Regions from separate parts of the Mus musculus genome. Here region 1 is linked to region 2. The links are chromatin loops, found by intact Hi-C in ENCODE. Cell type or tissue: heart. All regions are shown on one strand. Links, peaks and the distances in the headings refer to the core of each region. The heading gives the core; the rest is flanking DNA. Region 1 overlaps Kif1a (kinesin family member 1A). Region 2 overlaps Kif1a (kinesin family member 1A).

Region 1 (15,070 bases), core at 5,839-10,838, 66 kb before region 2:
AACCCCACCGTGGCCCTGCAGGAGTTCCTCATGGTGGAGGCATCGCTGCCCAACACTCTGCTGAAACTGTCGGCCCAGGTGCTGGGTGCACAGGCTGCCTGTGCCCTGACCCAGCGCTGCTGGGCCTGGGAGCTCAGCGAACTACACTTACTACAGAGCCTCATGGCTGCACACTGCAGCTCAACCCTGCGTACATCCGTGCTGCAGGGCATGCTCGTGGAGGGTGCCTGCACCTTCTTCTTCCATCTGAGCCTCCTCCACCTGCAGCACAGCCTTCTTGTCTACAGGGTGCCTGCCCTGGCCCTGCTGGTCACTCTCATGGCCTACACAGGTAAACTTGCTCCCCTCTCTGCTAGATCTAGCAGGACCCCAGCAACGCTGGCCAAGGGGCCCACAAGTCCTTGGACACGAGGATAGCTACTTCTTAGGCCCCCTCACAGGAGGATAGGGGCTGGAAGGCTAGACCTGGGGTTGTGTGTAGGGGATTCCTGTACCACATATCTGTCCCCAATTCCTAGCAGTTGGAGCAACTTCAAAACTCGGTCCTAGATGTGCTCTGAAGGTTCCCGAGCCCACCAACACCCCATGGCAAGTCTTATGTTGTTCTTTCTTCTCGGGTCCTTCCACCCTCCTCACTCAGTCCCGAAACAGCAGCAGCCTCTCATGCCGGTGATTTCTGCCCTGAACCGGCTGTCATCTTGACTGTGTTCTTTTAGGTGCTTCTCTGGGCCCAGGTCAGGCTGACTCAAGGCCCACACTCTGATTTTGCTTCCCAGGTCTCATTAGCCCACATTGAGGGAGGCATCCCAGGACATGATGATCCCAGGACAGGGAGCACTGTAGGCTATCAGCTAGCTGCTCCTCAGAGCCATGAATGCCATAGATGGTGCATTAGGCAAGAGCAAAAGTTTCTCAAGGCTTGTTCCAAGAGGCCAAGAGCCCAGAAAGCAGAAACAGCACAAGTCGATGCTGAGCCGACCCAGTGCAAGACTTGGTGACCCCGTACTAGCAAGACCTTGGGAAGGACCTCCAGCACCCTGCTGTGACAGGATAAACTGGGGCCAGCTATGCAGAGAACACAGGAGGGTGATGGTTTCCAGCAACCTGAACAGGAGCAGCTGTATTCTACCCTAAGGGCCAGGGTTCCGAACTCCCTCGGTCGAGCTGCCTGTGCCAGGCACCCAGGTCTAGGTCTATACACCACTTGCTTTCCCTGAGGCCCAGGCTTCCTTCTGCCTGCCCAGTGCCATTGCCCAGCTTCCTGGCATGGCCTGAAAGATAGTAGCTGGCTCAGCTGCTCCCCTCAACCCGCTTCTCTTCTGTGGCTACTTAGCCGTCGACTCCTCTACAGTTTTCCCAAGATCTGCAAGTGACATCTCTGTCACCGTCACTGGTTTTAGCTCCCTGCCCCTCCTCCTTCACAATCTTGCCCTCTACCCCTCTCCCTGCCTTCTTTCCTTATTTATTTTGTGTCTCCCCTCTCTGGCTCTCCTTCCTTGGTGTGTCTCCATTTCCCTCCTCCTCCCCCCCCCCCCCACTTTCTTGCCCGTATCTTTTGCCATCTCTCCCCACATCCCTCTGGACCACCTCCCAGAAGGCAGAGGTAAAATATCAAAGCAGGAGTCTCAGGGTGAGGTGTGGACTTGTGTGTCAGACATTCCTGGTGAGACCCTAGTCCCAGTTCCTCTCCTGTGACCTTTGGCCTTGATGGAACCAGCCTTATTTCTTTGTGACCACTCGCATACAACAAGGAGGGCTGTTGTCCCCAAGTCCCCAGTCCCGTGTCTAGCACCGTGGTCTCGGGGGGGGGGTTCCCTGGCCTGACCGTCCAGGCCACTTCAGGCAGAGCTAGCTCATGAGAACTACTTGCTTCTGTCCACAGCAGGGCCCTACACATCTGCCTTCTTCAATCCTGCCCTGGCTGCCTCTGTCACATTCCACTGCCCTGGGAACACCTTGCTGGAGTATGCCCACGTGTACTGCCTGGGTCCTGTCGCAGGTAAGCAGCGGGAGCAAGGCTGGCCTGGGTAGTGTCCCTGAGCAGGGGGCAGACACAGACACCCAGGAGACTGCTGGTTACAGATTCACAATATGGCCATCTTTCCTAGCTCTCTGGGGTCTTGGTGGGGGTGGGTGGGGTGGGGTGAAGCAACAAGGGTTTCTGATCTGTCCTCTTAATCTCTGCAGTGTGGACAGTTGGAGGAAGTGACTAAGATGGGTGTGTCTCCACCTGGACCCTCACAGAAGGGGGGTAGTGTTAGGTGGAGAGTGGGGTAGGGAGACTTGAACCCTCCAAGGGCCCTTCCTGGGAAGAAGGGACAGGCGGCAGTAGGTTCCCTTATATCTGGGCTTCCCTTCCCAGTGTATCTTCACACACCCAGTTAAAGCTGCCTTGCAGAGTGCTGGTACCATAGAACCTCTGGCACACACAGGTCTTGCTTGGATGACCCTATGCCCTTTGGGGCTGCAGACCTGGGTGGTTCAGGGCCTGCAGCTCCTAACAGATCTGCCCTGGGACTCTTTGAAGCACAGAGGGGATCCCCCTCCAGTCACCCAAGGTTTGAATGACAAATAGCAGTGAAGTCCCTGGGCTGGAGTAAGCCAGAGAAAGCCACCAACTGTCTAGCTACAGGATCTGGACAATTCTGGGGGATTGGCAGTTCTGACCTAGGTAGAGGCCACTCCTCCCTGGCACTGGGCCCAGGCACTAGAATTCACCCCCACTGACCGTGACTTTACCAGATAGCTGAGGTCCACTGGAACCTTGGGAGCTTTCCACTCCTTCCAGGGCCACACTTGGCCAGAAACCAGGACAGAGCTGCAACCCGAGGGGAACGGAGAGGGAAGCCCCAGCTCTCTCCACCAACACAAGCTTGGAATGATGACTGAGATGGTCTTGCAACCTGTAACCCCGGTTCTTGGAATTCGAGAGGAAAGATAAGCCCCTCTCTCTGCCCACATGCCCTACTCCCAGGGGCCACTCTTCTGTCGGCTGCTTCCTATTTATCCCTTTGCCCCAAGTACAGACTGCAGGCTCCTCTGAGATTTTTCAGCTTCAATTGATTGATTTGTGTGTAAGTGTATGTGCATGTGTGTACATGCATTCACATATGTGAGTATGTGTGTAGGTACACATGCATGTGGAAGCTGGAGGTCGACTCTGGGTGTCTTCCTCAGGCACTATTCAGCTTTGTTGTTGTTGTTTTTGTTGTTGTTGCTGCTGCTGCTGTTGTTGGAGAGAGAGCTCTCAGGCTAGGCAAGGTTGGCTGGCCAGCAAGCCCCAGAGAACCTGTTGCCTCTTCCTCCCAAGTGCTGGGATTACAATTATATGTCACTGTGCTTTGATTTTGTGGGGGTAGTCGTAGCTTGGAGACAGGGTCTTTCCTTATAGCTCTGGCTGTCCTAGAACTCTTTATGTAGACCATGCTGGCCTCGAACTCACAGAGGTCAGTTTGTCGGGCTTTTTATACGTAGGTGCCAGAGATCAAGCTCAGGTCCTCACACTTAGGAGACAAGCATCTTACGGGCTGAGCCTTCTCTCCAACCCTAATGTTTCAGTTTTTGGCCTAACTTTGTGTAGGCTGCCCCCATGCTCACCCCTCTGATGTGGGGTTTACTTCTGACCTGGTCAGCCTGCACTTGTGACCCTTCTTCTGCCTGGTGTGACAGAATGACAGGCAATGATGGCAGGCATGTACCACCACACCTGGCTCCAGGAACCTTGGTCATCTGGAAATCGCCAAGGCAAAAAACAAGTTTACGGAGCTTTGAGTTTACAAGCTATGAGGAGCTGGGGAGGTGGCTCTGTGTTGAAAACTGCTTCTGTCACCCATGTGTGAGGAACTGAAATCAAATCACCGGGGGCAGGGGTGGGGGGTGGGGGTGGGGGTGGGAGAGAGAGAGAGAGAGAGAGAGAGAGAGAGAGAGAGAGAGAGAGAATGAGAATCATCATTAAGAACAAGGCTTTTGCGGGGCAGTGGTGGCACACACCTTTAATCCCAGCACTTGGGAGGCAGAGGCAGGCGGATTCTGAGTTCGAGGCCAGCCTGGTCTACAGAGTGAGTTCCAGGACAGCCAGGACTACACAGAGAAACCCTGTCTCGAAAAACCAACCCCCCAAGCCCCCCCCCCAAAAAAAGAACAAGGCTTTTGTGAGGCAGCGCCCTCTGCTGGGGAAGAACTGCAAGCTCATGTGTGGTGCTTGGGAGCCCCTGAGCAGGTGCCCTCTCTGCCTCTAGACCCAGAATACCACATCTGCTTCAGCCAGTGGCCAAGGCCAGCAGTGGAGTGGGGGCAAGTCAGGCCATGGCCAGGGAGCTTTTTCTGGAGCACAGTGGCTGCTAGGAACTGAAGCAGGTCACATGGGTGGGACCAAGGGAGTTCCATGTAGGGAACACTACAGCATGTGCTTAGACCGTCAGCAGAAGAACATCATATCTCTCTTTCCCTGGCCACCTTATCCCTGTAAGGACCTGGAGGCCAGGTGGGGACTTAGAATATCAGAGAAACAAATGTAGATTGGGCCAGCTCCCCTCTCCTTGGTCCTTCCCAACCCTGGTCTAACCCCGATCTTCTTCCCGTCTTAGTCAGGGTTTTCATTCCTGTGATGAAACACCATGACCAAAGCAACTTGGGAGGAAAGGGTTATTTGGCTCACACTCCCACATCAAAGGAAGTCAGGACAGGAACTCATACAGGGCAGGAACCTGGAGGTAGGAGCTGAGGCAGAGGTATGCTGCTTACTGGCTTGCTCTTCATTGACTAGCTCAGCCTCCTTTCTTATAGAACCCAGGACCACCAGCCCAGGGATGACATCATTCACAGTGGGCTGGGCCCTGGGCCCTCCCCCATTGATCAGTAATTAAGAAAATGCTCCATAGCCAGATTTTTATGAAGATATTTTTTAAATTGAGGTTCCCTCCTATAGTTATCCAGCACATTACCCCCGCCCCCTCCCCCCCCCCCCCCCCGCCAACCTCCAGTCACTGAAAGCAGCCCCGCCCATAGTGTCACACACTGAAGTAACCTGAGAGACTGCAGTATAGAACTGGAAAATGGCATGGGGCATTTCTGTGTGACATCCTGAGTCCTGGATCCCCAGAGCATAATCTAGAAACACGTTATCCTCCCGTGGCTGCTCTCTGGGCTATAGGCAGCTTATTCCCAACGCTAAGGGGTAGGTCCAGGGAGAGGTGCAGCCAGAAAGAGCCAGACCCGCACTCAGGTAGGAGCCTGCAGGGACCTGGGTGACAGTTTACGTTCAGGCTGCTCTGCGACCTGACCCCATCTCTTGCAGGGATGATCCTGGCTGTCCTCCTCCATCAGGGCCACCTTCCCCGCCTTTTCCAGAGAAATCTGTTCTACCGGCAGAAAAGCAAATACCGAACTCCCAGGGGGAAGCTGTCCCCAGGTTCTGTGGACGCCAAGATGCACAAAGGGGAGTAGTGGCAAAGGGCCGTGCCCTACAGGTGCCAGGGCAGCAGCCACTGGGGTCCAGCTGCGCTGTCTCACTCACCGCAGCTTCACTCGCCTCCTGAGAGGTCTGGTCTCCCTGCCACAAAATCATTTGCCAATAAACCACTGTTAAGATCCGCCTGTCTCCCTTGCCTGCAGGAAGCTTCTGGAAGGACAGGTGTGGGTGAGTCCTTTTCCCCTACTGCACATCCCGTTTACAGAGTGATAATAAAAAGCAAGGCCACAAAGACTGGCAAAAAGCCCAGGTCGTGATAACCTGGCCTGGATATCCCTGGGAGCCCACAGTCAAAAGAGGCCTGAGATTTTCTGGGAACCCCAAGGATCAGGCACTGCTATTTATTAAATCTCCTTCCCTTAGGACAATGGCTATTTAGCCCCTAAAGTTAGGCCAAACCTTATCCCAGGAGTCCCTGGGCCAGTTGTCTCTGTGGTAGGATAGGACTAGAGGACAAAGCAAGGAGGCAGTTTGGGTTTCTTGGATACTGGTGAGGTCACACTGAGGAGAAGGAAGATCCTTCACCTTCTCCAACGGCCTCTTTGCCTACCCATCCTAGCAGAGCTGCCTGTCTGAAACCCCTAGCCTTTTCCCCCTGGGTTGGTGTGACTAACCTGGGAATGGGTGATGGGCACTGGAGGGGACTGGAGAGCCAGCTCTGTCTGGCCTTTGGCTTTGGGAGCACAGAAGTGGTACTCCTGCATGGGGCAGTTTGCCTACAATGGATGGGGATATGGGCTGTGGCCTGCTAGCATCATGCAGGGCTTTGTAGATGCATCAGGGCTGGGGGTGGTATCTTAGTTGCTACATCAGAAGCAGAGCTGGCATCCGGAGAGCAAGACAGCTCCTCATAGCAGTCCAGGCTCCTCATGGCCTGCATGGATGGCTGGAACAAGAATCCTGCTGTGATCTAAGTGTTGGGGTCACAGTCCTTTTACGTGATGCAGCAGAACGTGGGCCAGACGTGCAGAGCGAGGAGATAACACTTTGACGTGTAGGATGGCTGTACTGGGTGACATACAGGGAGAGCATAAGAGCCACGTGTGCTGTGGTGGTGACAGGATAGCTTGGAACCATTCTAGAAGCCGTGTGAGTGCCTTATGTACATGCTTGTACACATGTACACACACACACACACACACACACACACACACACACACGACATGGGGTGGGGGTGGTATCCGCACACAATTCTCAGTCAGGTGCATGGATGTTCGACTCGCTGTTGTTTCTAAGACTATTGAAAATAGATCGCTTTCACTGCGGTGTGTCTTTGAAGTGACCTGGGAATGTGGAGGAGTATCTAAAATGCTGTAGATGAAGATATGTCAACAAAATAAAATGCATCTTTTTTTTTTTTTTTTTTGGTGGAAAGTAAATCTGTTTCTAGCAAAAACAAAACACAACACTTGTTGGCCAGAGCAGTTTCACTTCCTCCCTCCCTCCCCTCTTCTGAAGATCTGTTTGGAAAAGGCAGAGAAACACCGATTTGCTCTGCAGGGAGAAAGAGGTGGGTAAGGGGGGCAGGGCAGAGAGGCAGCCTGGGGGAGTCTGGAGGGAGCAGTGTGGCCATGAGCAATACACCTGGCTGCCTTTTTTGTTGTTGTTGTTGTTAAGTTTATTTAATGTACACGAGTACACTGTTGCTCCCTTCAGACACATCAGAAAAGGGTATTGGATCCCATTATAGATGCTTGTGAGCCACCATGTGGTTGCTGGGAATTGAACTCAGAACCTCTGGAAGAGCAGCCAGTGCTGAGCCATCTCTCCAGCCCCCACCTGGCTGTCTTTGAGGACTGTCCAATCCTGCAGCCTCCCACAGAACTGTGAAATTAGGATGCTGGTATCTGAGCTTGGGAAATGGCTGTGATGGTCTTCAGGTGCTCAGCCTGTGTGGTTCTCTATCCACACAGTGGGAGCCATCCAGCAGGGCCTCTCCCCCCTAGGTGCTGAGATGGAGCTTTCAACATCTGACGGACCAGGAGGAGGGACACAGCCTCCCTGTTTAGTGTTTTGATTTTTTGTTTGTTTGTTTGTGGTTTTCCATGAATCTGCCCTTGCCCTAAGATGACTCCAGACCCTGGCCAGCCCTAATCTATGAAAACACCCCTTAATCTTGAACCAGGTGACTTCAAAGCTAGCCCTGCTTGGTGTGGAATGACCAAGTCACAATGTAGCTCTCCAGACCTTGAGTGTCCCAGGGCCATGTTGCATCTCTGGGAATTTGGACCCTAGCTTTGGAGCACCTGGGAGGGATTTTAGCAAGATCCTCATCACTTTGGGACACTCACAGGCTGGCCAAGCCAACTGAACTCAGAGTTAGAAGATAACACAGTGACCTATCTACAGTTCAGAAGTGGAAGCAAGGGTAGCCCCTGCCCTCTGATCCTTCTTGGTCTCCACTGACCACAAGCCTCAAGCCTACCAGATCTGAGACCCAATAACACCCACAGCAGCAAGAGACTGATGCAGCCCCAGCTGCTGCCTAGTGCAGTACCATCTGCAGCCAGAGGGTGGCACCACAGGAGACTCCAGAGCACAGCTCTGCTCTCTCAGGGCCCCAAGCAATCCAGCAGTGACCTTTGGAGGTAACCAGCTATCACTTGCAGCCCACATAGATCCCATCTTCCACAACAAATAGAAGCTAAATGAACTGTCTTCTCTCTCAAAGGGTTAAAGACAAAAATCCATTTTAAAAAAATATAAAGAATCCACTTGGCAGGCAGAATCCAAACTCCTACAGGATCAGCACTTCTTGAAAACAAAGCATACGTATACTCAAGTTTTATTTCTGCCCAGAAACTGTGCGGCTCTGTATTAGCCAATCACCTACGAGTGTGAGCTTGTAGACCACTGGGCTCTTGACTTGTTGATAGACTTTGGGTTGTGTATCCATTTTCTTGAAACCCAAGACTCAGTATAGACCCATGAACCACTAAGGCCCCGGGAGAGCCTCATATTAGTGCCTTAGGAAGTTCTGAGACCCTGAGGCCTGTACACACCCTGTGGGCCAGAGATTCTGAGGGACCACACCCCAAAAGGCCGCTGGGGGAAGGAGCTGCTGAGTAGCAGCTTGCTTAGAGCTAGGTACATACAGGTAGGGATACCTGGAATAGGTTGGATCTGAGGGAAGCAGGTGGCCTCAGAGATAGCACCATCTGGCACTTCTCAAAGCTCTCTCACTATCTGCCTCTCGGATCTCTAAGAAGTCACCTCCCTCCCCACCAGGGAGCCAGTACCATCTCTGGTTGGATACAGGCCCCTGTGAGCATTTTTTCAGCTGCAGCCAACAGACAGAGACATAATGGATGTGTGTTGCATGAGAGCCACATTTATTTCTTAATTGGACAGAGCCCTAAGTGCACACAAACAGTACAGGAGCCTACAGCTAACACTCGGGTGTAAACAGCAGGATACTAGTCATTACGTCAGGTGGTTATGACACAGGGGCCAGGGGGAGCCCACAGCAACCACATATGTACAGGTCAGGGAAACAGCCTCTGAGTTGCAGGGGCCCCTCGGTATAGACAAACCACAGGAGGTCCAGGCTCAAGGAGAGACTCAGGTCAGCCATATCTGTCCATCCTGAGGGACTGCATGGCTCCGGTCCCAGGGATAAAGGAATGTGTCTTATGAAGTCCCCATGCTGAGTGGAGCAGAGAACCATCTTAGTCTTGTTCACATCTGTAACATCAGCCACATTCAGTAATCCCATGATAGCCAGGGGTCTCCAGGTACCAGGAGAGAGGAGGAGAATCATTTAGTACATTTGTGTGTGTGTGTGTGTGTGTGTGTGTGTGTGTGTGTGTGTGTTGAATAAGGTGCTGGCATGATTGCTTGGGACAAGAGGCATTAGAAGTGTTATCCAGGCATAAGCAGGGTCTCACAGGAACCCAACACAGCACGGCCCCGCCCCACCCCGGATGCAGAAACAACTCCCCTTCTCCAGGAAAGTTGATGATTATCCCAAACTAAGTTGAGGTCACAGCCTGAGCAACATTAAGTATCAAAACCAAAACGTCTGTGGAGGTGGGTTTCTAGATTCATCTCACTTTCTGCACCAAGCAGGAAACGGGCCTCAGCTAGGTTATCCCTAGTCCTCATGTCATCCCTCCACGTCACAGCTGTTGGACAAATGACCTTCAGCTGGCATAATACAGGTAATTTTGGGCAAGGGGGTGGGGCATGAAGAAATCAGGTTTCCTGAGCTGTGGACAGATTTCTTGGTCCATCAGTTCTGGTTACTAGGTTCTGACTCAGGACCCCCACAAAAGCCGAGAGCCCATCTTGGTTCGTAGACAATGCCAGGACAGCCAGTATGGCATGGCCCCTGAATGGGGGTGGGGTGGGCACTAGAGCTCCCAACCTTTCTATAACCCGACCCAGGCACAGGTGCTCTGGAGGTTGGCTGGCCTCAGACACCCACCTCCTGGGTGGAGCTGGACTCTTGCAAGGCCTCAGCTTCAGGCTGGTTGACCTGAGCGAGTGTGGCAAGCCATGACTGCCTTTCTGCCTGCTGGGGGCTGTGTGGCCCTTGGGAACCAAGAAATTGAAGCAACCCGCTCCTTCCCTCCTGGTCATGAGCACCAGAGTGAGCTTCTTAACACAGGTGTCTTCTCCCCACTTTGTATCTCAACCTCCTGCCTCCACAGTCCACCGCGGACAGCTCAGGTCACCTGGTTTCTAGTTTAATCTTGCTCTGGGATGGGCACCTTGATTTGGATTCTTGGGAATGAGTCTTATTCTATACTTCATGGAGAGGGTTCCCTGGCACTTGATGCTAATGACTATTAGCTCAAGTCCTGGGGATGAGGGTGGCCATGCATGAGGGTGGCTACCCATATGGCACCTGACCCCAGTGATGGGTGAATTCTCAGTTTCCACTGGACTCACACTGGCTGGCGGGTGCACACACTACTTTCAGCATGAGCCCTGCCACTACCCTGAATCTTGATGCCTGGACAAAGAGCAGGACCTTTGATAACTATGCCAAGGGACCTTGAAGCCAGAACCTTCTATGACCTTCCAGACAGTAGGGATGCTGTGAACATTGGTCACAAGAGTATCCAGGTCATGTCAGTGCCATGTGGACACAGTCTGAGCTGATGGGGAGCTTAGATCCATCAGCTGATCCAGAAGGGGGAGGGGCTGACCAAGGTGGAGAGAGATTCCTGGAATAGCTGGATGCTGAGTGTAACTGCTCCTGATGGGTCCTGGGGACTTGAGGTTTGGTTTCTGGCTTTCCAAATGGACCAGTGGTATGAAAAGTCCCCAGGTACAGAAGGTACAGAAGAGTCCCTTTACCAAGACCACCACGAGGTCACCCTCCTGTGCTCTCTTGCTGAGATTTACAGGAGCGCCACCCCTGGGCAGACTGGGATCACTGATCACGGAACTTCCCAGAGCTACATATCCATTCCTCTGCTCATTGACACCCAAGGCTACAGTCAGAGGCCCCACTCTGAACACCCATGGCCTCTGTCACCCACAGCCGTGTGTAAACGCAGCCGCCTACCCAACAGCCTGGACACAGCTCAGCTGGAGCCAGTCTGCCTAGCGAGGTTGGATCATACCCCTCACCTGATCCTCCTCGCTCTGAGATGAAACTGCTCACACCACCTTTATTGCTCCATTTTGGGAACTGTTCCCTCAGAAGGGTGACTTCTGAATTGTCTAAGTCTCAGAACTTGCACAACCTCTCACACACGTACCATGCAAGGTGCATCTCAGACAAAACTGGCCAGGACGGAGTTTCCCTGTGCCAGGCTGTGAGGAGCCATGGTTTGTTCACGTCCCTCCCTCCCTCTGCCCCTTGCAGGCTGGAGATACAGGTGGGAACCAACAGGGCCAGGCTGAAGGGGGGATAGGAGAAGGTAGCTCCACATGAACCTTACAGCCCTACCTGGAGGCATTAGAAATAAATACTTATAAACAGAACACAGTCTTATAGTTAATGTCTCAGAGGACTGTTTCAACGCCACTAACTAATGTATATTAATTATAAGTCTGTCTATGCTTAAAAAAATATTAGAACAGCGGCAATACCCTGGGTCTCGGGCCCTCTGACCTTCCTGGCATTCCGAACTTCCCACCAGAGCAATTTTGGAAGAAACCACAACACGCACAACCTCTGGGGGGAGCACAATTCGTCATGTGGTATAGGCCTCCCTCCAGAGGTAGGGTTGCTGGGCCCAGCACAGGTGTCCCCTGGTGGTGGGTAGGGGGGAAGGGCTGAGTGGCAGATGACAGAACAGATGGTAAGGACAGGGGAGTGGTCTGGGCCACTGGAAGTCCGGAAGGCTTTCAACTCAGACCCGCATCTGCGCAGATCTCCTTCGAGAGAGCTTGGACCTGCAAGGGTGGAGGGGCGAAGGGGAGAACCTGTAGTCAGAGCCAGGAGTTGACCCCCAAGTCTGCCAGCAGCCAGAGGCTGCTCAGCAGTCCTCCAGACAACACATCAGATCCCCAGGTCTTCCTTAATCCCCGTAGGCTCATAGAGACTTGATATCGAATATGCCCGTGCTTTTGGGTGGCACCTCAGCTCCCCCATGGCTCTTCATCAAGCCTGTGACATGGAAGGGGAGGAATCCCTCCACAGGAGCCTGGGTCTATCCATTAGAGCCTGCATTCAGCTGACTTACTGCATGAGCATCAACGACTTACAAACAGGTACCAGCATGCTCAAGAAAGCCCCAGTCCCAAGAACACGAAGCCCTGTGAGCTCCAGCCCCCTGGAGGAATGACATCTGCTAGGTTTCCATATGGCATTTCCTTTTTTGCCCATCTCCCTGCCCAGCCCGTACCGGATGGTCCCAGCCAGGAGCGGGTTGAAGGCATACAGCCAGTCGTGCATGTCCTTGTCACTGTTGGCCTGCAGCAGGATGCCTCGGTGCTCCGTGCACACAGCGAATGTGTTGGGTGTCTGTAGAGGGAAGCTGCTGGTGAGAAGGCATCGTGGTAACATGGCCATTGCCACCACCAAAAAAGAACACTTTCAGAAACCCTGGAAATGAGTCTGATCTCTGTGGGTCACATCACTGCCTGGGACCCTGGATGAAGTGCCCTTTTCTCCTTTTTGTTTGTTTGGGTTTTTTTTTTCTTTAATTATTATTTATATGAGTACTCTGTGGCTTTTACAGATGGTTGTGAGCCACCGTGTGGTTGCTGGGAATTGAACTCAGGGCCTCTGGAAGAGTAGTTGGTGCTCTTAACCACTGAGCCATCTCTCCAGCCCGGAGTGCCCTTTTCACCTGTGCCCTCTGTGCTAGGTGTGCATAGCAACTAGGTTCATATAACTCTCTCTGCACACAGGGAATAAAACACAATGGGTACTGCAGCCTCCTTCCACATGGCCTGGAGAACCTTCCCTTCAATGGCGAGCTGGAAGGAGCTGGCTCCTGCTTGCAGAGGACCATGAGTCAGTCAGTCAGTGCCTTGGGCAAGACAGCTTGTAGGGGCTGTGAGGTTCTGCCAACCTCAGATGGGACCTAGCTGTTGTTAGTGATGTGGATGACAGCAATACTTTCCATCACCAAGAGCTGTTACTAGGAGCCTTGCTGAGCCCGAGACAGGAACAGGTCAGGGGCTATGCCCTAACAGGGAACAGGGAACACCTCTCCTGGAGAACTAAGTGCATCCGAGCTGGGCCCTGGCCGCACCTTGAGCATGGCCTGCTGGTCCTCGCTGTACTCCACCTGCGCAGTGGAGAGGTTGAGCACAAATCTCTCCACCGTGTCCTTGTCACTGTTGTACATGTAGGCGTAGGGACGCCTCACCACCACAAAGCGCTTGGCCCAGCCAGCCGTGTGTGGCTCCAGGAAATGCAGGTATCCCTTCTTGGAGACGATTGGGCTGTGAGGCGGAGACACATCTGTTGACTCGAGAAGTTGGGGTGACAGAGCCAACACAGGGGCTCATACTCTACTGCCCTACACTAGGGTCCTCAGGAAGGAAGACCAGGTATGGGGAGAGGGTGGCTGACAGATCTTGCTTTGGGATGTCCAAGAACAGAACCACCATCTCACATCTGGGACAAGTCCCCAATTTTCAGTGGGGAAATTCAAGAGGAAAAAAGCTAAAGCCCCAGAGTCCAGAGTCCACTAGGTCCCCATCTCTCCCCCACTCACCTCCCCATCTCTGTCCTACTCACTTGCTCTCCACTTTCCAATTGTTACCACGAGGGCCACAGGACCCTGCCTACCTCGTACAGAGGTGAGCGATCCCCTGACACCAAGCTGGGCCCTGCACATGGGCCAGGGCTGGTTCCCTATTTCTAGAATGCTTCTGATTCTAGGAAAGACCTTGCATACCTGACTCGGATCTCTTGGATGTCAGGGACCAGCAGTCGCTGGGGCTCCTTCTCTGTCTCTGTTGCCCGAACAGGGGAGGGAGTCTTCTTAGAGTCAAGTTCTGGCAGGAGCTCGGGCTCTGGGCTGGCGGGCCGGGAGCAGGGCTGGGGGGTCCTGGAAATAGAAGGTGACTGCCTTCTGCCAGGGTTCCTCAAGGGACTGGTGTTCCCTGGTAATTCCCTCCTCACAGCTGCTAGGGGAGAGCTCAGGGACTTTCTGTCTCTGTCCAAAAGGAGGAGATCCTGGGTCTCACAGAGTCCGCCTCCATCCAGGGCTGCTGGAGTAAATGAGAACTCCAAAGCCAGCAGCTTGTGGTACAGCCAGGGCTGGCTCTGCATTGCTGGGGAGATACCACTCCCTCCTCTAGGACGATCCCCAGCCTCTGCCTGTATTAAAGCCCACACACTGAGTATTTTAGGAGCCCTGTCCCTAAAAAGGGAGTGTTTCGGTTCTCGTCTTTCTGGGGTTATTCACTAATACATCTTTTATTTGTGCTAGCTGAGAAAGAGAGGGCATGGTACAGCTGTGTGAGCTAGCTGGACAGGGGGGCCTCCAAGAAGACCAGCACATTCTTCTGCCATGCCCTACCTTTCCCTAAGTCCCATGTTGTGCCCACAGTCCCCTGAACCCGTTTTCTCCATCCCTGAGTCCCAGAAACTATCACCAATTGGCTTTAAGGTGCTAGAAGCTCTCCGAGTAGGACAGAGCTCACTCACCTCACGTCAGTGGCACCGTATCGTCCTTCGATCAGAGAGGGGCAAGTGGAGGAGGGAGTGAGTGTAGCAGCACCCAGAGGGGACATGGATGGGTCCCGCATCAGGGTGACAGACATCTCAGAGAGCTACAGGAGACAGAAAGTCTTTCTCAGCTGGGTCTCTGGGCCTTCGGGACGATGGGGTTTCTCCTCACACACTCCTACACAACTGTGCCTATTCCTACCAGGATCAGACTGCCCTGACCCAGGTGGACTCCCCCTTCAGATGCTATACAGTGTATGAGCTTCTGGAGCAGGTAGGAGCCTGCAGGATAAGGGGTCCAGGAAAACAGATTGCGTTAAGGAGATGGGAAGAGAACAAGAGACACTTAGGGCCTGGGTAACACTGTGTGGTCTGGGCTAGGCTGGGTCAAGACCTCACTCATACCCCAGCCTCCTCAGATTCCAGCCCTTGTTTATGAGGTATCTCACTGGGCCTTGCCCTTGACTATTGGCAACGGGGGTCCTCACCTACCTTGCTCTCGCTGGCGCTGATAC
Region 2 (15,070 bases), core at 4,091-9,090:
CCGTGTTCTGATCCCCTGAATGTGTCAAAGAGTCACTTGTAGGAGGGGCATCTGAAGTGGGGAATGCCAGGGCTATGCTCCCTCAGCATAGCTACTCTGTGCTGAAGAAGACACTACCCACCACATGTCCTGTTCCCAGTGTGGACCCCATCTTTCCAGGGATAGTGAGAGACCCTGCCCTGCTAGTCTGTACCAGGGGCTCATAAACACCACTGTAACCTTCCACCCCTGGCCCAACTACAGTTAACGTGCTAGGTGGAACCTGCTCCCCCAGACCACGCTACACACTCACTTTCTCTGTGGTGATGTTGGTCTCTGCATCATGGCGCTTCTGGGTAAAGATGATGTTGAAGACTGCGTGAGAACGGCTGCTGGTCTCATTCATGTTTGTGGCCGCCACAGTCCTGGGAGCAGGAAGCTGCTTGAGGTTATCTGCCCCTTACCCCGGGTCAGGTCTGAGCATTACCAGAGGTACCAGGGTGCTCACCCAGGTCACTGGAACTCACTCTCCAACCTGGGTGTGACCACACTGCCTGCCAGAACTCAAGCCCAACTCCCACCTGTTTGTCAATTATGCTGTCATGCATATTGGGGGAAATGGTGTCTCAGATGCCTCCTGCTACTGAGAATCAATATCACCCAACTGGACAGAAATCCTCACAGGCGTTGATGTGGGGACACCCCTTGGAAGGGGAAAGTGTCCATCACCCATCTCAATGTTCCTCCAGTGACTCTGGGGAACCCAAAGAGCATACCATGTCCCCAGTAGCCAAAGCCCACAGGAGGTAATAGGGACCATATAAGTGGCTCTTCAGGGTAAAAAGTCCGAGGCTGCCTGAGATGGGTGGGGGGATTGGTCTCAACACTGCCCCAACCTGCCAAGAACCTCATAGAATCTCCCAAGTTGGGGTTCATGGCAACAGCTCAGAACCTATCTCTGGTATGCAAAGGTCACAGTCTTACATGTACTACGGAGCTTTATTATAAACAAGTCTGAGGGGCTGTTAGGGGTAGTTTGGGACACACATGCACACACCCTCAGGAGCTGAAGGCAGCCACCTGAGCGATCTGGGGCTACCAATATGTGTCAGTAAGACCATCATGGCGACCAGTGTCCCAGGCTAAAAAAAGGGGGTAGATTGCTTATGGTCACCATGATGACCCTCACAGTTTCTAGACCTAGGCTTGACAGAAAAGCTGCCCTTGGGCACAAAGACTACCTCGGAGCTATTGATATTGCTGTCAGAGTCCTGTTGCTGAGGTAACAGAGCCACACAGCCCATATGCTCAGCCCAGGAGCAGCCCTCATGCAGGAGGAAACCAAGGCCTCTCTCAAGCTGATATGTGTCCTCAGTGGCCTGCCACATGAGGTCCTTTATCCTCTTGGGAGCCACCACACTGACTTATCATGAGGTGAGGCTAGTAGTGCTATAAGGACAGGGCAAGAGGGGAGAGTGTGGCTAAGGAGAACAAGTCACCCCACATACCTGGCCTTGTTCCCTGAGTCCATGAGGTCCTGGATGTCATTGTAGGAGGTTACAGCCAGCTTGGAGAGGTCCTCCACATAAGGCCCCAGCAGAGGGTGCTCCCTCACACGCAGGTTGCCTTTGTTCTTGGGGTTCAGGAGGTCACGGACTCGCTCACAGTAAATCTCCATGTAGCTGACCTGCAGAGCAACATCATCAGAACCCCAAGTGAGGCTGGGCTGTACCATCAGGACCCCCAAAGTGAGGCTGAGATGTACCATCAGGACTCCCAAAGTGAGGCTAGGCTGCACCATCAGAGCTCTGTGGCAGGGTTCTATGGCAGAATAGAGGATTGATTTCTGGGTAGGACATACAGGAAATCCAGACTGTGGGCTCTGTATGAGTGTGAGTGTCAGCCTTCTCCAGATGTCCAGTTCTCTCTCCATGTAACTGACCTACAGGACCAAGCTACACCCTCAGGGACTCCAAGGTAGGACAGTGGTTCCCAGAGGGGTAGTGTACACAAAGGACACTCAGCCAGGGTCAGCCTACTTTTATCTGCCCAGTCCTCTCCCACTGAGAGCCATCTTGACACTAGCCACATAGCATAAGCCCTTGTGGTTGGTTACCCTGGGGCTACCTCAGCCACAGGATAGCCCAGGCTTTGTGGCTCTGTAGTGTCTGCTCCTGTACTGAAAGGAATAAGTAGCTATACCACAAACACCTGCCAGGGGTCAACTTCCCATCACCCCTGAGCCCTGAGCTACCAATTCCCACGTGGGGATGAGGACAGTCATCGTGTGGATGAGTGACAGGAATAGATGCTCATTTTAGGTCAGAAAAGCAATGCCAACCACACTTCGAACTCCCATGATCTACACTCAGAGTCAGATGGCAGGTAGGGCGTCATACCTCCACAGAGTAGGACATGTTGTCGTTGGTGGTGTCGTTGATTCGAGAGAAGAGGTCTTCGCAGAGCTTCAGAGATGGAGGAAAACACATTAGCTGATGAGGGCTGCTGACCTTGTACCCAGGCAGGGTGCTGTTTTACCAGACCCCCGTGGTCCCTCCAAAATGCACATTCTAATGTAAAGGCCTGAACCAAGCAAGCATCCAGTCTTCTTACTCTAGTGCCCTGGTTAGTATCTACCCTTCCTTAGATTATCTGTTTGCCTGTCCTCATCTGCATAGAGGGTGGGGCCACCGCTCCTCTGAGCATTCCTCCTTCTCTGACTAGGACAAGTGCTGCCCAGACCCTGAGATCTCCTACCAGGAGGAGAAAAGGGCTGGGAACGGTCAAACTTTGAGTGGCTTCTGAGGAGCCATCTGTATCCTAAGAATGTGGTCACACCTTAGGCCACCAGTCACCTGACTCCAGTCATCACAGCTCCCACAGAGACCATCTATCCTGCCAGTGCCTTATGTTGTGTATATGCCACCACTGAGTACCTTCAAAGACTGGCCTCCTGCAACCCATCCCAAGCCATTTTCCCTCCCTCCTATCCTACCCTTCCTCCTCTCAGGCCACCTCCCACTCCTTTCCAGGCCCCAGCCATGCCTGTGGAATGATGCCTTGCTGGTCCTTCTCCTGTTTCCCCATCATGGTGTAGGACTTGCCGGCCCCCGTCTGCCCATAGGCAAAGATGCACACATTGTAGCCCTCAAAGGCATGCTGTAGCATCTCTTCCCCAATGTCCCTGTAGACCTGCTTCTGAGAGGCATAGTTGATGTCCTCCGGCTGCAGAGAGAAGAGATGTAGCTTAGGAGGGTATGGGCTCTGAAACTGCACCTGAGTCCTCAGAGCCCAAGTTGGGACAGGGCCTTGAGGTGAAAAGCTGTGCTATGGTACATACTAATCCTGACAGGGGTAGCTTCCCGAGGGGTTCTCTGAGTCACAAATTCGAGACAGGGGGTAGCTGAGGAGTGGGGGAGGGGCAGGACAAAGAGATCACAGCAGAGTGAGGAGTATATTGGAAGACTCCCAGGTAAGAACTCAACCCAGCCGGTTCATGTGACAGTGGTGGGTTTAGCAATAACTTGAATTAAAAGGAGGCAGGGCTCAGGGGCTGAGAGACCTTTGGGATGACCTGTGGCATCAGGACATTATCCCGAGGGCAGAGGACTCCCCAGGCAGAGAAACAGCATGGTCGAGCCAAAGGGCGTAACTGTGAGGAAGGACTGAGCAGGGAACAGTACTGGGGAATTCTGGGACCACATTCAGAGAGACAAAGACCAGGGAGATTGAGGGAATGGACTGCATGTTTCCAGAAGGATCCAGGGAGAGGTGGAAGGAACATGGGCAGGGCTTGATGTGGACTGGATGTGGGGGCTGGGGAGGGAAGGGCCCAAAGTCCACATCTCTCAGCATTTGGGGATGCTGGAGCTTACAGGCGGGGCTCAGCTTTGGGATTTCTGAGTTTGGAAAGAGGAGAAGACACAGTGGAAGGTCACAGCTGTGCACATAAGGATCTGATCCTTATAGGTTGGTGATCAACTCAGAGTGACCCTTCAGGTGATTAGGGCAGAGTCTTCATCCCATTTATAGGGGAACATGCAGCTTAAGGAGGTCTCGAGACCAAGGCTGGTTTAGTTTTCACAACACCAGCCTGCCTCTCCCCAGATGCAGCTCACCGAGGTATGTGACCAGTAGGAGTAATCAAAGCTGAAGCTCTTGGGTGTCTCCTTGGGCTGTTTGGGGTTGACAATAGCTGCAAGGGACACAGATAATAAAGCTGGTTAGTTCTATGCAGTGAAACCTCAACTATCCAGACTACACCCTAATCCTCAGAGGGTCCCAGGCAAGACAGACCCCCAAACTAGGTGGGACCAGAGACCCACTTGCAGTCACACAGGAGTCTTTGCCCCTCTCATTGGGATGGACTCACAGATGCCAGAGGGTTCTACCAGGCCACACCTGTTTCCTGGTGACAGTCATACTGCAGGCCCCTGCTCCCCTAGGTCAGGGTTCTATAGCCTACTGGTCTACCTGACCTGCTTGGCACACTTGTATCTCCAAAACAGTTAAAGTCTAGGGCACCCTGTGACATTCCAAGTCCTATCTCTTGCAGGCACTCTAATGCCTGCACAGCTCATATGGGCATCTGTGGGGGACATGTGCACTATCCTACTGTGGATCTTGTCCTCCATGTAATCCCAAATTCCCTGCCCTGGTCCCATCCTCACTCCTGGACAAGCCTGAGCTTGTCCCCATCCTCCCTGACTCTTATGGAGTCCTGATATTGGAGTCATCATCATCGTACCCCACATCGACCCTAAGCTCCCTGAAGTGAGGCCCACCCAGGACATTGGAAGGGTGTAAGCTCAGAGGAGATGGGGTAGCAGGCAATCTTCATTTCAAGCTATAAGAGAATCCACTGTGGGGCCCACCTGGCATAGAACTCTGGGCTTGGGCCCTGTTTGCTCCTGTTCCCAACAACCTGTCTCCTCAATCTTGCAAATGGGGCCTAAGCTCCTGAGAGGGAAAGAGACTCCGCACAGTTCACATAGCCCAGAGGGCCTGGATTCCCAGAGTGCACCAGTCCTACCACAGCCCCCAGGCCAACCTGCAGAGGCCTGTTTGTGCCAACAACCCCTCCCCCAACAGTCCGTTTCTCATAGAAGCGGAGCCCATTAGGCCAGAAAGCAATGGGCTGTCCTGTGGAACCAGGAGGGTGTTGAAATGGGGCCATGCAGGCCTGGAAGCCAGTCCCCTGGATCAGCTCATTAAAGACTCCATCCCTTCAACCCCTTACCAGGGCTGGGCCCCTGGGAGCCAGGCTCTTTCAAGAGAAGCTGCACAATACAAGGTCTGTGGGGCCTGCACAGGGGTGGCCACCCAGTGGGAAAGACAAAGGTGGGGGTGGGGCAGTGTGCAGAGTGGCAGGGAGAAAGAAATTAATTGGGCACTTTTCTCGGAATCAGAATGTCCCCCTGCAGCCAGGGACACAGCAGAGAGAAGGTTGTGTGTGCTGAGCAGATCCAGTTGCCTTCAGACCCCAGAGGTTTCTCTGTGTGGCTAGAGGGTTCAGAAGTGACCTGGATTGGGACCGTAGGGAATACCAAGCATCAAGTACTCCTTCGCATAGGTCGGGAAACTGAGGCCTAAAGAGATGACCCACTAAGGTCAGTCCCAAGTAAGCCAAGTGTACAGTGGAGTCCCTTCCTCCCTGGCTCTTTATCCTTGGCTCTTCTGGGATTCAGTTCAGGGCACATCCTGGGATGACTCTTTAAAGTGGCCCAGGGATCCATCATCAGCCTGCCTTGAGTCCCTGCAGAGGGACATGACTGACCCAGAGCCCACATCATCTCCGTGACCTCTGTGTATAAAGTATGGCTTAAGGAGAGATAAACACAAGAGGTGTAGCCTGTCCCGTTGTATAGTGAGGATACACAGCGTAAATAAAGCCCATGAACTCCACTGACTGGCCCAGGCTGGCTGTGTCAGCGACAGACAGACAGATGTACTGAGGACGTGACTGCTAGTTCTGGAAGGTTCAGGCAAAGAACACTATTCACCCAGATGACAATTACAGAATAACAAAAGGTGCCTGGGGCACTCATACTGGTCCCAAAGTCCTCCTCCTCCCTCCATAGGCCCAGTGGTCACCCAAAGAGGCAGAAACAGATACATCTGAGACCCTCAACTCCAGCAGCTGCCTGTGAACTAAGAAACAATAGAGCACCGCGTGAGTCCTGTCATCACCTGACCCCCTGAGGGCGGACCACGTAGGTCACTGTTGGTGCCAACCATCGGGTACAATTTGTACCAGCAGAAGCTTGTGGAAGGCAGTGGGCAGAACCCACATGAGTCCCAGGCTCACATGACCACCAAGCCCAGACAGCCCTGAACAGAGGTGATGACCAGTTCTTATCCTAAGACTTAAGCTTTTTTAGGTGGATTGTCATCAGCAAAGTCCACTCAAACACTGGGCCATTTGCAGAGGACCTCCAAAGTGAGAGCAGCCAACCTGGGGAGTCAGAAGCAAGGCTAACAGCTCCCCTAGTGGAGGAATGGAGGGACTGCCAAGGCAGATGGTCCTGCTGAGTTCTGTCCTCAGTCTGGGTGTGGTTGTCAGATTTGGAAAATCCAGGGAGCCTCCCACTGTGATCTGCCCACCTCTCTGTCTGTCAGTCACATCTCATTAAGAAAGCAGACAAGCGCTTCAGAGACTTCAGTCAAATCCTGCTGCTTATGGAACTTTTGGGGGCAGGTCTATGTCCCCAGCTTTATGCAAGGGCTGTCCCCTGGTTTATTGCTTCATAATCCCCAAGATTAGACCACACCTCCCACTTGTCACAGTCTGACATGACCAAATGAGAACCATAACAAAGAACAAAGTGGCGAGCTGGAACCCAAAGGCTATAATCAAAGTTAAATAGTGTTGGCTTCCACCCCCATCCTACCCCCCAATTCATATTTCTAAAACCTTAGGGTGTGGTCTTATCTGGAAACCGCATCTTTTTTTCTTTGACAAGCCCTCACTATGGTACCCAAGTACCAAGTATCAGATGAGACTCCCGCCTCAGCCTCCTGAGTAGCTGAGACTGCAGGCTTGAAAACGAGATTATAAAGACCGTGATTAAAGTGGGGGCATACTGAATTAACTTGTGCCTTATATCCTTGTAAAGAGGCCACCTGAGGACACAGCGATACATCCAGGCATGGTGGCATGTGTCTGCATCTCAGGCCAACCTGGAATTACAATATATGAAACTGACATAATAGTTCAAGGACAGCCTGGGCTACAGTGTGGACATTAATCCAGCTTAAGATACAGTCTGAGGATCCATCTCAAACAACCAGAACACAGGGACACAGAGAGCGGGGAGGCCACATGTGACAATGTAGGCAGAAGTGAGAGCAATGTGGCCACAAGCCCAGGCAGGGGACAACCTCCAGGGGCTTGGAGAGGCAGCAGGCGTGGTCCCCTGAATGGAGGGGAAGCACCCTGCCCACGCCTGGATTTTGAATGTCTGGCTTCCGGAACCTGAGAACAAATTTCTGTTTTGACAATCCCTCATCTGTGGTAGAGTCATGGTGAGCCCTGGGACCCCCATACACCATGTGGGTGAGGAAGGCTCGGGACTCTCGGACCTAGACTAGGTTGGCTCTTGGGTCTGGCTAGTAGGCATGGTCCTATGTTGTGATCAGCAGTTGATGGTGTAGCCATGACAACCAGTACTTACTGGTGGTGCTTCCAGACATCTGAATGATGCACTTGGAGTCTCGGCTCATTTCCCGGGAGTTGAAGGGGCGGACACGCACCGCCACCTTCACAGAGGCCCCGGCCATTTCTGTGGAGTTGGTTGGTAGTTCAGCAGCTGCAGTTGCCCCAGAGAGGACAGAGTCACCTGTTGCAGGGAAAGAGAAACACAAATTAGGAGCAATGTTCAAAGAGGCTGTCAAAGGATGCCTGGCTGTGCCCTTCTCCACTCCCTTCAATCCCCTCCCCCCCAGTGACCACGTGGTGACCAACCAACAGGACCCAGAACTGGGAGCAGGTAGCTACAGGTGAGAAAAGCACTAATTTTTAACAGCACAAATCTAAGCTGAGTGTAAGGGGTCCAACAGCACCAGAAGAAGAAGGTGACCCTCTGGTGAAGAAAACTGTCTCCCCTCTCCCAGAAGCTGTCATTTGAAAATGGCTTCTGGGTTACGAGTTGGATTCTGTGCCCACTTCCCTTTCTCAATGCTGGGATTTTGTCTTGGTTAAATTTGTGTGGATTTTGAGCATGGGTAACACTGGGTATATCAACCACACAGGAGGGCCGGCTGCACACTCAGGAATAGTCGGCCAATACAAAACAGACGGTGTTGTTGTTGTTTGTTTTTGTTTACTTGTGTGTGTGTTTCTTGTTTGTTTTAATTTAATTTTATCTTTTTATTTATTCAGTTTACATCCTTCTCACTGTCCCCCTCCCTGTCATCCCCTCCCACCACCCTTCCCTTTTCCCCCTGAGCAGGTGGGGGACTCCCTGGACATTCCCCCTACCCTGTGTTGGTTTCTTAAGAGAAAGGATATGAAGTTGGGTGGGTAGAAATAGGGGGAGAACTGGGAGGAGCTGGGGAAGGAGAAAGAATACAACCCAAATATACTGTATAGAACATTTTAAACTGAATTTTAAAAAAAGAAGAAAGTGGGGGTCCATGCACCTACAGGGTTCCTCAGGCAGAGGTTAGAAACCGACAGGCCTCAGTCTGAACTTGGTCCTGCCTTTCTCTGCTGTGATTCACCCTGGACTGAGGGTGAGTCTGGTGTGGACAGGGTAGGGTTGAAGCCAATGACCCCATACATAAGCTGGAACTGCAGCTTGATGGACCTCAGTAAGCAGCTCTTTCAGAGGCTGCAGGAGAGCGGCAGATCTCCCTACCACTGTGGTAGACAAATCCACCGAGAAGGAAAACTGCTGGGAGCTGGACTTGAGCTCACTCCTCATGCCAGGCCCTGTAGCCAGCCCCAGGCACAGTGCCAGCCACTCTGATAGCACCTTCTCCAAGACTATGCGTGGGCACCCAAGAAGGGCAGGCGGACCATGTCTCCTTGTGTTGACATCCTAGCTAGGGAGGAAGGTGGACACAGGCGAGCCCGTGAAGCCCTGGGACATCAGTCCTAGGCCACATGTATGCCACAGCACACCCTGTGCCCTTCAAGGTGGTATCCTGTGACCGAATAACCCCAGGCCCAGAAAGAGGAAATCATTAGAGAGGAAGAGAATGTCTATGAGAACAGATGACGTCATAAGCTTTTCATTCCCCTCAAACTCAGTTGCACAGATGCTCGATTCCTGTGACCCAGATACTCCAACAGGATTTTCAGTGAAATCTGGCAAGATAAGATTTTTGGGAAAAAAAAAAAAAAAAAAAAAAAAAAAAAAAACGAGGACAAAGAATGGGCCGCACCCCACCCCCAGCCATCACACACACCATAAAGCTGTGCTCATTTAAAGGCTGGCTGCGGATCTGTTCTAGTTTTATTTCTGTGGCTGTGCTAAAACAGACCAAAAGCAGCACTGGGGAGGGAAGAATTTATTGTCTGATGCTTTCAGGCCTCCATCCATCATTGAGGGAAGGCAGGGTGAGAACCTGAAGCAGCAACCATGCAGAATGCTGTTTGTTGGCTTGGGTCACCTGCAGGTTCATGGTCAGCTAGCTTTCCTATAAAGTCCATGGCTACCTGCCTAGGGGTAGTGTGGCTCACAATGGGCTGGTCCTTCCTGTGTCAAACAGTAATCAAGACAGTTCCCCACAGACATGCCCATGGGCAACCTGATTCCCCAATCCAGGTTTTCCTCTCAGATGACTCTAGGCCAGTGGTTTTCAATCTGTGGGTCGTGACTCCATTGGGAGTCTAACGACCTTATCACAGGGGTCACTCAAAGCCATTAGAAAACACAGATGTTTACACTGCAATTCATTAACTATAGCAAAATTACCGTTATGAAGTAGCAACAAAAATAATTTTATGGTTGGGGTCACCACAACATGAAGAACTGTATTAAAGGGTCGCAGCATTAGGAAGGTTGAGAACCACTGGTCTAGGCTGTGCCAACCTGACAGTTAAAGCTGACACCCAAATAAGGGGTGTTCTGTGTAGAAAGAGCAGGTCCATGGACTGACTTCCCCTCCCCCCCCCCTCTCTCTCTCTCTCTCACACACACACACACACACACACACACACACACAAGCAATGTTTTACAAGATCAGTTCAGGGGACTGAATAGCAGTTAAGAGTACTGGCTGCTCTATCAGAGAACCCAGGTTTGAGTCCCAGAACTCACACAGCAGCTTCCAATCATTTGTTGCTCTAATGTCCTTTACTGGACTTCATGGGATGAGCACTGCACACATGTGGTACACAGACACACATGCAGACAAAACACTTGCATACATGCAGTGAAAAATAAATTAAGGTTAGTATGGACGATTGGCTATGCCACATTTAACCATAAGCTGGAACTTTCCTTTAGAAGCACAAACACACAAGGCTGTTCCACTCGAACAAAATGCTCCGTCAGGAAGTTGGCATTCCTGCCCCAGCAGGTGGGTATCTGGTGCAGATAAAATGTTCAAATCTTCAGCAAGTTACTGAAGCAATGGGAGGAACAGGATTCTAGGACAGGGGCTTACAGGGGCCGGCTGCAGGGCAGAAAACACTGATCAGTGCTGGCTGCTGGCCCATTTGCATTCTGGACGCGGTGGTAAGAGGCTGAAAGACTGGAGTCTTTCCAGACAGAGAGCTGTTGCTGAGTGACAGAAAAGCCTGCAGTGCTGTGGTTGAGAAACAATCAGGAAGCCAAGATCTCAGAGGACATGGAATGACAAGGTGGACACACAGGCACCTCTACCCGGAAAACATCCGGCAAGTCCTGAACCCAAGGTGTAGAATGTAAGAGCTCAACCCAAGAGCATCTGAAAGTCAAAGACTTCCACGGGGTTAGGCAAGCGCTGCAGACTACAGGGGCCGTGGAAGCCAGCCTTGGAGGCCCACAGATATACAGCAGAGCCCAGCAGACAAGGCCCCATCAGTGAGAACTGCAACTACCTGGCCTCAACTGATCTGAGACTGAAGCTTCTAGAAGAGATGAACCATCTGCAGTGGGCCACAGCAATGTTAGGGTGTGGATGCCATCTCAGTAACATAAGCCCTCATATCAAAAGTCACAAGGCTTGTGGCTGGAGAGATGGCTCAGCAGTTTAAACAGCTTGCTGCACTCACAGAGGACCTGGATTCAGTTCCCAACACCCACCCAGTATCTCAAAGTCATAGGTAATTCCAGTTCCAGAGGTTCTAATGCCTTCTTCTGGTATCCTCCAAGGGTTCCAGGCAAGCCTATGGTGCCCACATATATAGATATGCAGGCAAAATACTTATACACATAAAATAAAAAATAAATCAATATTTTTAAGAGTCTGGAAATGTCATTACAATAAAAAGTCGCAGGGCATAAAGGGATATGAAGAAGAAAACCAAGATTTCAAAAGAAGGGAAAAACCTGTACATCGTACCACTATACAGACCTAGGAATTATCAACATAGACTTTAAGATAATCGTGACCAGCATATTTAAATCATACAGTAAAGGAGACAGGATGTCAATGAGGGGAAGAATTTCATCAAAAAATTAGTTTTCTGTTTGAAGTTCAAAAAACTGTCTATGTGCACAAGTGTTTTGCCTGTGCCCATAAGGCCAGAAGAGGGCATCAGATCCCCTCAACCTGGAGTATGAGTCATCACATGGGCGCTATGAACGAAACCTGGATTCTCTGTGAGAGCAAACAAGTGCTCTAGCTTCGGATCCGTGGCTCCAGCCCCAGTTTGGAAACTATAAAGAATCACAAGGAAATTCTCAAACTGAAAAAAAAATGCGATGAATAAAATGGACAGGTGAAGACACTAGACAGAGCCGTAAATGAACAGAGCAAGCAACAACGTGGAAGTCAGTGGGAAGTGTGCAGTGGGAATCCAAAAGCTAAAGAGGTCAGAGGTCAGGTGGGGTGGGAGGCTTAGCCTGAATGTCCCTCTCAGGTTTGTGTATTGAGACCCCAAACTCCAAAGTATGGGAGTGCCTGGAAAGTACTTGAGTCAGGAGAGTGAGGCCTCTATGGTGGCCTGGCTCACTTACAAAGGAGGCCAGAGAGAGAACCCAGTTTCCATCCCCCATATGAGGACATAGCAAGAAGTGCCAGAAAACAGGCCTGCCTCAGACAATAAGCACACCTCAGCAAGGCCTTCCAGACTCCAGAACTGCAGCCCAGAGACAACAGACAAGCAATGCTTAGCACAGCCATGAGTCTTGGAAGCTGCCGCCGACAGAGCCACTCGCGGATGCCTGCTCTGTCGCGTGGCTGTTCCTGGTTGCTCTCACTGTACAGCAGCCAAAAGACTCCCATTTGCCTAGCCTTGCCTTTGCATTCTATACTTTGAGGTCTTTTCTAAAAGCTCCTTGCTGATTGTAATGTGGAGGAACACTCCTCCTATGTCATCAGGATAGTTACATGACAGATCTTCCATATAAGCACTTAACCTGTTGGAGCTATTTGTACTGAGTGAGAGATGGGGTCTATCTTCATTCTTCTGCACCGGACAGCCAATTGTCTAAGCACCCACCACTTATGAAAGACTGTCCTTTCCCTGTGTGTGTATTCTTTTTGGTTTTCTTTTTGTTTGCTTGTTTGTTAGCATGTTTCTTTGGTTAATTGGTTGGTTGGATTAGTTGTTTGTTTGGTAGGTTGATTAGTTGATTGGTTGGTTGTTTGGTTGGTTGCTTGGTTGGTTGGTTGGTTATTTGTTCAGTAGGTAGGTTGATTGGTTGGTTGGTTGGTTGGTTGCTTGGTTGGTTGGTTGGTTATTTGTTCAGTAGGTAGGTTGATTGGTTGGTTGGTTGGTTGGTTGGTTGGTTGGTTGGTTATTTGTTCAGTAGGTAGGTTGATTGGTTGGTTGTTTGGTTGGTTGGTTTGATGTTGGCTGGTTTAATTTTGGGTTGTTTGTTTTTATTTATTTTGAGATAGGGTCTCTCTAGATAGCCCTAGCAGCCCTGGAACTCACTATGTAGACAAGGCTGTCTTCAAACCCACAGAGATCTGCTTGTCTCTGTCTCCCAAGTGCTGGGATTAAAGACGTGTACCCCCCATTCTCAGCCCAGTGTGTGGTTGTCCTTACACCCTTGTCCAAAGCAGTTGGCTGCAGACACAGGGCTCACTTCTAGCTCTGCATCCTGTTCCGTTTGCTTGTGCATCTGGGTATATGTTGCTGTCATGCGGTTTGGATCACAACAGATATGAAGTACACTTTGAACTAAGGTATTATAATCCCTCCTGCTTTGTCCTTTTTGCTCAAGATAGTCTTGAATATTTGGGGTTTACTTTGGTTCCATGTAAATAAGCACTATTTTTTTCTTTGAAGAATATCATTGGTGCATTGATTTTGTTTGTTTTTGAGGCAGGGTCTCTTGTAACCCTTGCTGGCCCCAAACTTGCTAAGTAGCTGAAGATGACCTTGAACAGTATCTTAAACCTCTTGCTTCCACCTCCCAAATACTGGGACTGCCAGCATCTACAACCACTCCAATTGTCAATGGCATTTAGATGGGGATTACAATGGATCTAAATTTTTTCAGAAGTTATGAATATTTTAACAGAATGCCTTCCACCAGTGTTTTGTAATTTCCGTGGTAGAACTGTCCCCAGCATTGCATTGTACAGTGATGAGGATGGAGAAGCCGCTCTGTGGTTGAGAGCACCTGCTGCTCTCACAGAGGCTCAGTTCCCAGCAGCACACTTTGCCCTTCAGAGCCATCCATAACTCCAATTCCAGAGAATCCGGTGCCCTCTTCTGACCTCTGCGAGCAAATAATATCATTTGACTGTGGTATATTATCTTCCTAGTGCTTGGAAGAAAAATTGGAGTTATGGGTGGCTGTAAAGCATCGCGTTGTGCTGGGAAGTGAACCTCTGCAAGAACAGCATGAGCTCTCAACCGCCGAGCAGACGCATTTTACATCGCCAGCACTTTACAGGGTAATGTTGGGGAAACTTTCTACCATGGTTTGGCTTGCTGAGTATTTTGTTGAAGATGTTGACTTCTATGTTCATCAAGGACTTTTATTTCCTTTTCTAAGGGTTTATTTTCTCTTGATGGTGGTTTTCTTCCCTTTGATGGGCACTGGTTGGTTGCTCTGTAGCTCTGTGCTCACTCCTGTTTGGCATCCTCATGGAAAGCCCAGCTCTCATCTTTAGGTCTGGCTCACTTTCGTTTCCAATGAAATTTCAGGGTAGAGAGCATGAATGAGTGAATGCTAAAACCAGGACATTGAAATAAACAAAGCACAAAGGGTAAACGCTTTAATCGTCTCCTCACACAATGCTTAAAACAGAGAGAACTGACAGGGTAAGCCCATTATTTTTGCTAAAGGAAGATAGTGTTTAAAAAAAAAAAAAACCTACACAGGTAAAATAATTGAGTCAGGAAGTAAAAACTGGTGACTTTTCTAAATAAATCTGGTACATGTTAACTTAAAAAGCATTATTTTTAGCCTGGAGAAGCAAAGTTAGGTGGATCTCTATGAGTTCAAGGCTGGCCTGGTCTACATAATGAGCTCCAGAACAGCCAGGGCTACACAGAGAAACCCTGTCTTAAAAAAATCAAACTAGCTGTCATTACACACACACACACACACACACACACACACACACACACACACACACACACACACACACCTGTAATCCCAGCCCTTAGGAAGCTGATGTAGGAGGTTTGGAGCCTGAGCCACATTCTCCAAGCACACAATAACAAAAGACTCATGTTTGGTTGTCAAATGTGTGTGTGTGTGTGTGTGTGTGTGTGTGTGTGTGTGTGTGTGTAGACAAGAGTAAGTTTTCTCACTAAAATGGACATTTCTCAGTAGAGAGAACAGTAGAGGTGACAGCTACCTCTGGCCCACATTACGGAGCATCTAGAAATCCAGGACAAATAACACATCAGAAACAAGTGAGAAAACTACTCAGGAAACAAAACTGAATGAAAAGTGCATAACCAGCACTCCTGAAATAAAGGTGCCACGTCAGCAGGAAGGCAAGAGCCCTTGCGGATGCCAGGCACCAGAGA

Evidence for each region. A loop is a pair of places that touch in the nucleus more often than their neighbours do. Peaks named below come from ENCODE experiments on the same cell type or tissue, not always from the same donor. Only the 100,000 strongest peaks of a DNase experiment are listed, where the experiment ranks them.
Region 1: it touches region 2 in a loop (3-fold over the local background); 11 of 42 quality-filtered maps call a loop at or near these places.

The regions. Positions count from the first base shown.
Region 1 is chr1:93,006,679-93,021,748 of GRCm38, forward strand. It overlaps Kif1a (kinesin family member 1A), which reads right to left. Exons shown (of 49, transcript NM_001368847.1): 44 at 15,048-15,070; 45 at 14,535-14,659; 46 at 13,780-13,932; 47 at 13,129-13,321; 48 at 12,274-12,392; 49 at 8,777-11,821. The coding sequence ends at 11,779. It overlaps Aqp12 (aquaporin 12), which reads left to right. Exons shown (of 3, transcript NM_177587.2): 1 at 1-331; 2 at 1,883-1,999; 3 at 5,297-5,591. The coding sequence ends at 5,445. Among named protein-coding and RNA genes, the nearest start is that of Aqp12, 7.9 kb to the left of the region's middle. In heart, for the core only: a CTCF peak has its summit at 7,974 (motif pointing right); a DNase peak (open chromatin) is centred at 7,963; H3K27me3 peaks cover 419 bases.
Region 2 is chr1:93,074,664-93,089,733 of GRCm38, forward strand. It overlaps Kif1a (kinesin family member 1A), which reads right to left. Exons shown (of 49, transcript NM_001368847.1): 2 at 7,653-7,817; 3 at 4,098-4,174; 4 at 3,025-3,204; 5 at 2,379-2,444; 6 at 1,488-1,666; 7 at 293-404. The coding sequence starts at 7,758. Among named protein-coding and RNA genes, the nearest start is that of Kif1a, 20 kb to the right of the region's middle. In heart, for the core only: a CTCF peak has its summit at 6,470; no DNase peak of the experiment used is centred there; H3K27ac peaks cover 500 bases.